2 separate regions of the Homo sapiens genome follow, and region 1 is linked to region 2. Evidence: read pairs that join two places in POLR2A ChIA-PET (ENCODE). Cell type or tissue: K562. All regions are shown on one strand.

Region 1 (4,000 bases), 380 kb before region 2:
TCTCATGCCTCAGCCTCCTGAGTAGCTGGGACTGCAGGCACGTGTCACCAGACCCCTCTAATTTTTTGTATTTTTAGTAGAGATGGGGTTTCACCATGTTGGCCAGGCTCGTCTCGAACTCCTGACGTCAGGTGATGCCCCTGCCTCAGCCTCCCAAAGTGTTGGGATTATAGGTGTGAGCCACTGCGCCTGGCCCAAGCACCTCTTTTATCAAGGCACTACAGGGGCCCCAGAAATGAAAACCTGATCCCTACCCAAGGGGACTTGCAGCCCAATTTGGGGGGAACACATCTCTAGCTACCCAAAGATGAGCCTGAATAACATATGACGGCCACGAGTGAGGTATAGAGAGAGCTGGTATCCAGGGAGAGAACCCAGTCTGGTGTTGGAGCCACGTGCCTCTGATGGAAGAGGTGACCAATTTGCACTTTGCCCTGAAGGGTGGTAGGATTCTGACCTGGGGGTGGTGTGCTCAGTGCAGGGGTGACATGAGCAGGGGGCATTCTGGAGGAAGGCACAGCTCCTCGGAAAGCACAGGTATGGGGTGAGCAGGGACATCTGTTAAGCCTGTAGGTTGGGTGCAGGGATTGATAGGGAGGAGATGACAAAGTTAGGTGGAGACAAAGGCTGAGTGAGGACTTGGATTTTGGCTCAGAAGGCTGCCTTCACAACCTGTTCATGAATAGCTGGACAGGCGGACACCTGTGGTTGGTTTGAATGGAGTGCAGTTGGCCCTGTGTAGTACAAGGGAATCAAGCATAAAAAAAGGCTCCCTTCACTTGTGTCTCACTCGTTTGAGGTTCACAAGGGCTAACTTTCTATTGAATGTGGCCTCTCTCGGCTTCTTCCGAGCCAGCATATACCTAGTGCCGCTGGGCTATGTAAAGCTGTGGACACAAACTATTTTTGTGCTCCTTCAAATGCCCATGTTTATTTTTAAACTTGAGGCTTTGTAAAGCAGGGAGGTATCATGCAGGCTTTACTTTTGAGTAAAAAGGTTCTCTTGGGCTGATAGAACCTGCAAAAAGTGTTCTTGATTTAGAGTTGTGCATTCTCTTAATGCCTCAATGCCTGTAGTCTGGCATTATAGGGAAGGCCATGGAACTCATTTGCTTTAAAACAAATCCTGGAAAGAGGAAACCCCACATATGTTTGCCAGTTCCTTAAAGTGTCCTGGCAGATCTGTGTCAGGGGCAGTGGTGCTCATACAAGGAAGGTCTTTCAGTGTTGGAGGTGGGGTGGGTGTGACAAGCTGGGATGTAAATCTGAATGTGCCAAGCCCACCTCCAACCTCCCACCAATAGGAGCCCTTGGACAAGGAGCTTAGAATAGAATATCTGTTATCTTTTAAGCATATGCAAGTTATAACTGAAAAATGAATGAGATTAACTTAATGTTCAAGATGGAGGATTCAGCACTTGTGCTTATTTATACCTTCTCTCCCCAGAACCCATTAAAATGATAATAAGGAGATTATGAAAAGTATAATCCCAGGACAGCAAAATGAATGGGAGGGAATTATCAGTAGTTGAGAGATTACAATAAATTTCTGGACCATAGAAAGCTAGTAGAGGAAAGGCAATGTCAGAAATATAGCACAGAGGAGACCAGAGCCCAGAGTCTGAGTGGAGGGGCCACAGGGAGTTGGGGTAGCTGACCAGTCTGCCCTGCACAACCCCAGAGACCCTCTGAACTGAGTCTGCAGGTCCAGCAAGGGCAGGAGTGAGAAGTGGTGCTGAAGCTGGGGCTTTAATTGGAGGTCTCAGGTGATACTAGGTGATACTCCTGCCACAGGGACACTGTGCATATCAGCGGGATGGGGGACGAGTGGACTCCACTGGCAGAGCCAAGACTGGGAGTGTGGATGTTGGCATTCTAGAATAAAGTCTTCCTTGGTCTGGCGTGCATCCAGGGTAGGCGGATGGTATTTGGAAGCATGGTATCAGCTCAGATCAGCGTGGGGAAAGGGGGAAAGTGTGACGTGCTCCAGCACCAAGGAGTCCGGAAGGGGAGGAGGAGCCAGCAGAAGCAGCTTCTCATCAGATAAGATGACAGGAGAAGAGTGGAGCAAGGCCTGCACAGTGGCACATGAGGGAAAACCTGTTTTTTTTGAGATGGAGTCTCACTCTGTCCTCCAGGCTGGAGTGCAGTGGTGCGATCTTGGCTCACTGCAACCTCCGCCTCCCGGGTTCAAGTGATTTTCGTGCCTCAGCTAGCTGGGATTACAGGTGTGTGCCACCACACCTGGTTAATTTTTTGTATTTTTTGTAGAGATGGGGTTTCCCCATGTTGGCCAGCCTGGTCTTGAACTCCTGACCTCAGGTGATCTGCCCACCTTGGCCTCCCAAAGTGCTGGGATTACAAGTGTGAGCCACCATGCCCGTCTGAAAATCATTTTTTTTAAGCCATTTAAAACAATTGTTTTAAGCTGAGTGCTGTGGTAGTCGCAGCTCCTAGGGAGGCTGAAGTAAGAGGATTGCTTGAGCCCAAGAATTTGAATCTAGCCTGGGCAACATAGTAAGACTTTGTGTCTTAAAAAAAAAAAAAAAAAAGATTGTTTTACCCCCAGAGTGGTAGGCTAAAAAATGTCTCCCATAGATATATCAGATGCTCATTTCTGAACCTACGTTACCGTATATGTTAAAGGGTCTTTGCAGATATGATAAGTTAAGGACTTTGAGATGGGGAGGTTATCCTGCATTATCCAGGGCCCAGTGTAATCACAAGTGTTCTGAAGAGAGTAGCAGAGGGAGATTTTACTACACACAGAATAGAGAAGAGGATGTGAGGATCTCTGCAGAGAGCTTTGAAGATGCTTTGCTGCAGGCTTTGAAGATGGAGGAGGAGGCCATGAGCCAAGGAACGCAGCTCTAGAAGCTGGGAAAGGTGGGGCAATGGATGCTTCCTTAGAGCTTCCAACCCTAGAGCCTCTGGAGGCAGCATGGCCCTGGCGACACCTTGGTTTCAGCCCAGTCAACTGACTGCGGATTTCTGCCCTCCAGAGCTGTGAGAAAATAAATTCCTGTCATGTAAGCCCCCAAGTTTGTGGGAATTTGGTACAGCAGCCCTAGGATACATCCAGCCAAAACCAATCAAGTATAAGGGGGAAAGTAAAGGCCATTCCTGATGTGCAAGGACTTAAAGTTGACCTCCCGCTCATCTTGAGGATCTACAACAGCAAAACAATGGCGAAGACTATGAAGGAGGTCATGATGTGGGGAAGTGGGCAAAAAGAATTGATGGCTCCTGGGAGTCTGGTGAAAAGAACTTCTGGACAGATGGCTATGAATGGGCCTCAGAAGCATTCACTCCAAATTACAGGTGGAAGTTACTGGCTCCAAGAATAATATCTTGAGGACAGAGACTGGAGCAGATTCCAGACAATGGACAGAGTGAACAAGCTGGAATATACTAGGGTTATGGGAAGACGGGCTGTGTTTCTTTCCTCGATAGAGAAGGCAATAGGAAAACATCACAAAAATTAAAAATTATCACAAGCATGTCATGTTTCAAATATGAAGTGCACGAAAGATACCGCCTGCTTTTGAACAACTGGGAGAGTGCTAGAAAGGAGAAGCTTCTCTCTGACCTTGATACTAGGAATGTTTTCCTGTGAGTAGCACTCTGCTGTTGACATTGGAACTGTACAGAAAGAACTATAATCCTGGCACATTTTTTGCCTCTGCAGGGAACAATATTTATATAGTCATAAGAATGTTCTTTTTTAAAAGGGTTACATAGTACTCTATTGTGTTAATTTATTGACTTGATTCTTCCTGGTACTGGACGTTCCAATTAATTTCTGGTTGACCTTTTTGTAAATAATGCTCAAACCTGAGGTCAGTTTGATCTGTGAAGCCTCTTTGTTGGGAGAGTTGGATAATTGGATTATTATACTAGTAATGTATGATTATGTATGAGAAGGGACTCCACATGCAACAATGATGACTGAATTCTGCAGGGAGGTGGTTGATGGCTTACCTAATGACTCTCCCTCACT
Region 2 (4,000 bases):
AGGGCATGGGAAGGTAAGGCCAGAAGAACAGGTCATCGGGGTCTGTAATACTGTAAGAGACTGCTCACCTTGTGAGAGGAATGCTATCCTTGTGCAGCTCCTCTTCCCCATATTTAAGAACCTGGGGAGAGGAGGAGGAGAGGTGAGTGATAATCTCATTGATTGGTATTTTGACCCTACCTCGTTTCCTTGTAGGTCTCAGCCTTGGATCAGGAGATTATTGAAGTAGATCCTGACACTAAGGAAATGCTGAAGCTTTTGGTAAGTGTTTGCTGGATTCCTAAAGTGGTATTTTCCTGGTCAAAAACCATCAGTAGGTCTTATTATCCAAGGTCACCCAGCTAGTAAGTGGCAGAGTTGGGAATCCCATCTAAACTTGTAGCCACTAAACTGGACTGCTTTCATAAGGGGTGTAGCGGAAGTTGTGTGCATTGAGTTAGTTCGCCACAAGATCATGATTCCCAAATCTAGTGGCTTCCAGGACACCTTTTCTCTCTTGGCTGCTTCTGTTCTTGGTTTTATAGCTGGCTTACGTTGCCCCCTTTGTGTCAGCCCTGGCTGAATCTGCCTGCTTTTCTTCTGTGAAGGCATTCCTTTGGTGTCTCCATGCTAACCACTCAGAAATGAGCTTTGGTCCATTTCCAGGTACATACAAGGCACTACTTAGGTAGTTCACGAGTATCTTCATTGCACTTTGATGTTTTTTCTATGGCTTATCTTAGTCCTTTTGCATACTTGGGTGAAAGCATGGGCTTCATGGGCGGTTGGTGATTTTGAACAACTTCATTTTTCCTATTTTTATGGTCATTAAATGTTTAAGACACTCAAAAAGGTAGTAGCAAAATGAACTCACATGTACTTTCCCAGCTTCAGAAAAACATCACCAGTACAGCTACAGCCCCGCTGTGGGTCTTTTCTTCCTGAAATAACCACTGCGCTGAATGCAGCATTTTTGTTGAAACTAAAATGGGTTTCTGAGGACCAAATAGGACATGGAGTTCCAGGTATAAGTTGGGCCCTTGGCTTCTTGCCCTGCCTACCAGCCTGAACTTGTTTGAGGGCAGGGTCTGCTCTTGCCTCCCTCCCTTCTGCTTGATGCCTTGTGTACTTGGGCCCTTCACAAATGTTGATTAGATTAGTAATAGCTCTTACCCAGGGCTGGTCCTGGAAAGCAAGTGGCACTGTGTATTCTCAAAGGGACAGAGTTTTGCTTTAGAGGACATTTGGCAATGTCCAGACACATTTTTCGTTCTCATAGCCAGGGGATACCTGCTAACTTCTAAGGGGTAGAGGCCAAGGATGTTGCTAAACTTTCTGCAATACACAGTACAGCTGCCTATAACAAAGAATGTCCAGCCCAGGATGTCTACGTTGCCAAGATTGAGAAACGGTGTTTTAGAGTGATTGATAGGAAGGGGTTGTGAAAACAGATACAAATGGCATGGTACATTGGGTAAAAGTCATAGAGTTGTAAATGGGGATACCACATGGTCAGGTGTGTGTTGAAGGAAGATCACTCTGGAAAAGTGGGAGGCATTGAGAACCCTGTTGGCTCTTAAAGGGTCCTTCAGGTCGCCTCTGGACCCCCTTGAGAGTGCTGTGGCTCTAGGGGCCTGTGTTTTCTTCTGGGGTCCACTCACAGATCTCACCAGTAACTGCTCACTGAATCCATTTTCTCGTTCCAGGACTTCGGCAGTCTGTCCAACCTTCAGGTCACTCAGCCTACAGTTGGGATGAATTTCAAAACGCCTCGGGGACCTGTTTGAATTTTTTCTGTAGTGCTGTATTATTTTCAATAAATCTGGGACAACAGCCTTGCCTGTGTCATCTTTGCAGTTGTGTGTGGGTAGAGGAAAGGCAGGAGCTCTCGAGGCAACAGATCAGCTGGCACTTGTCTGGGATTCAGGTGCTGCTGCATCTGGTTTATGGGGAGTGGGTTCACCAGAGTTTAGTAAAGGAGCAAGGGCAAGCCTGAACGTGTTGAGAGTGGTCTGCAGTATGAGCCTGGAAAGCTGCTTTGGCAGCTCCACCCTGCTTCCCTGGGTCTTCAGCCCCTGCTGGGTACATACAATTTGGGCCAACTTGCCCATGTTCAGAAGGTAGCAACAGGATTATCGTGTATCAGAGGTTGACTTTCTTTCAGTGGGAGTTAGGATGAATGGTGTCTTTGTGTCCAATGTTGAGCCCAATGCCTAGAACATAGGAGATCTCAACAAATGTGAATAAATGTGTATGGGAGGATTGATACTGGGATGCTTCAGCCTAACCGGAGGCAGAGCTCACCAGCTGCAACCTGGGTAGACTACCCTGGACTCTGAGCTTTATTTAGGCTCTCTGTCGCTGTCAGTTAACCACGTGTGTGTGTGTCTCACAGGAGCTGGGCTGCACTTGGTTGGTTCATGCCCTTGCATATGAGGAAAGCTGTGGGCTCTTTTTCTCCAGTGGGACAAGGAGCTGTTGCAGAGCCAAGCTTAGCTGGCTGCATGTCCAGGAGAACAGGCAGGCATGGTGGCTCACACCTGTAATCCCAGTACTTCAGGAGACTGAGGTGGGAGGGATTGCTTGAGCCTGAGGGTTGGAGACCAGCCTGGGCAATACCAAGACCTCCTCTCTACTAAAAAGGTAGAAAATAAGCTGGGCATGGTGATGTGCATGTGTAGTCCAGCTACACATGCTTAGGCGGTCAGAGGGCTGCCTAAGCCTTGGAGGTGGAGGTTGCGATGAGCCGAGATCATGCCACTGCACTACAATCTAGGCGACGAAGTGTGACCCTGTCTCCAAAAAAAAAGCAGCCAGCAAGTGGGAAAGCTCTAGCCTTAAAGTGATTCTTACATATCTATTTCTGTCAAGCAGATAAATACAGCAGACATTTTTAATGTGTTTTGTAACTTAATTTTTGTATAATTTCAAACTTACAGAGAAGTTGCAAGAATAGTACAAAGAACACCCAGGTTTACCAGTTCACATTTTGCCTCAATGGCTTTATTTTTTTGCGGGGGGGGAGATGAAGTCTCACTCTGTCACCCAGGCTGGAGTGCAGTGGCACAATCTTGGCTCACTGCAACCTCCATCTCCCAAGTTCAAGTGATTGTCCTGCCTCAGCCTCCTGAGTAGCTGGGATTACAGACGCTCACCGCCACACAAAGCTAATTTTTTTTTTCTTTTTTGAGACAGAGTTTCGCTCTTGTGGCCCAGGCTGGAGTGCAATGGCAGGATCTTGGCTCACTGCAACCTCCACCTTCCAGGTTCAGGTGATTCTCCTGTCTCAGCCTCCCAAGTAGCTGGGATTACAGGCATGCACCACCACGCCTGGCTAATTTTGTATTATTAGTAGAGAGGGTTTCTCCATGTTGGTCAGGCTGGTCTTGAACTCCCGACCTCAGGTGATCCACCTGCATCAGCCTCCCAAAGTGCTGGGATTATAGGTGTGAGCCACTGCACCAGGCCATATATTCTTTATATATATATATATATATATACACACACACACAACTTTTTATATTCAAGAAAGTCTATTACATTTATTCTTTATTTTAACGATTTATTTTTTTTTAATTATTGTTATACTTTAAGTTCTAGGGTACATGTGCACAACGTGCAGGTTTGTTACATATGTATACATGTGCCATGTTGGTGTGCTCCACCTGTTAACTTATCATTTATATTAGGTCTATCTCCTAATGCTATCCCTCCTGCAACCCCATGACAGGCCCCGGTGTGCGATGTTCCCCATCCTGTGTCCCAAGTGTTCTCATTGTTCAGTTCCCACCTATGAGTGAGAACATGCGGTGTTTGGTTTTCTGTCCTTGTGACAGTTTGCTCAGAATGATGGTTTCTAGCTTCATCCATGTCCATACAAAGGACATGAACTCATCCTTTTTTATGGCTGCATAGTATTCCATGGACACACACAACTTTTTTTCTGCTCCACTTGAAGTTAAGTTGGAGATGTGCCCATTTACTCCCAAATATTTCAGTGTTACTTCCAGAACAAGAACAT

What was found. ChIA-PET counts read pairs that join two places held together with the same protein. Peaks named below come from ENCODE experiments on the same cell type or tissue, not always from the same donor. Only the 100,000 strongest peaks of a DNase experiment are listed, where the experiment ranks them.
Region 1: POLR2A ChIA-PET joins it to region 2 with 5 read pairs; 2 of 35 experiments call an interaction of 5 or more read pairs at or near these places.

What each region holds. Positions count from the first base shown.
Region 1 is chr15:82,919,399-82,923,398 of GRCh38, reverse strand. All of the region lies in intron 1 of HOMER2 (homer scaffold protein 2), which reads left to right. It overlaps LOC105370928 (a long non-coding RNA gene), which reads right to left. Exons shown (of 5, transcript XR_007064741.1): 4 at 3,982-4,000. Among named protein-coding and RNA genes, the nearest start is that of HOMER2, 31 kb to the left of the region's middle. In K562, no CTCF peak of the experiment used is centred here; a DNase peak (open chromatin) is centred at 2,008; H3K27me3 peaks cover 2,495 bases.
Region 2 is chr15:82,534,567-82,538,566 of GRCh38, reverse strand. It overlaps RPS17 (ribosomal protein S17), which reads left to right. Exons shown (of 5, transcript NM_001021.6): 4 at 196-261; 5 at 1,686-1,817. The coding sequence ends at 1,766. Among named protein-coding and RNA genes, the nearest start is that of RPS17, 3.9 kb to the left of the region's middle. In K562, no CTCF peak of the experiment used is centred here; no DNase peak of the experiment used is centred here; H3K4me3 peaks cover 643 bases.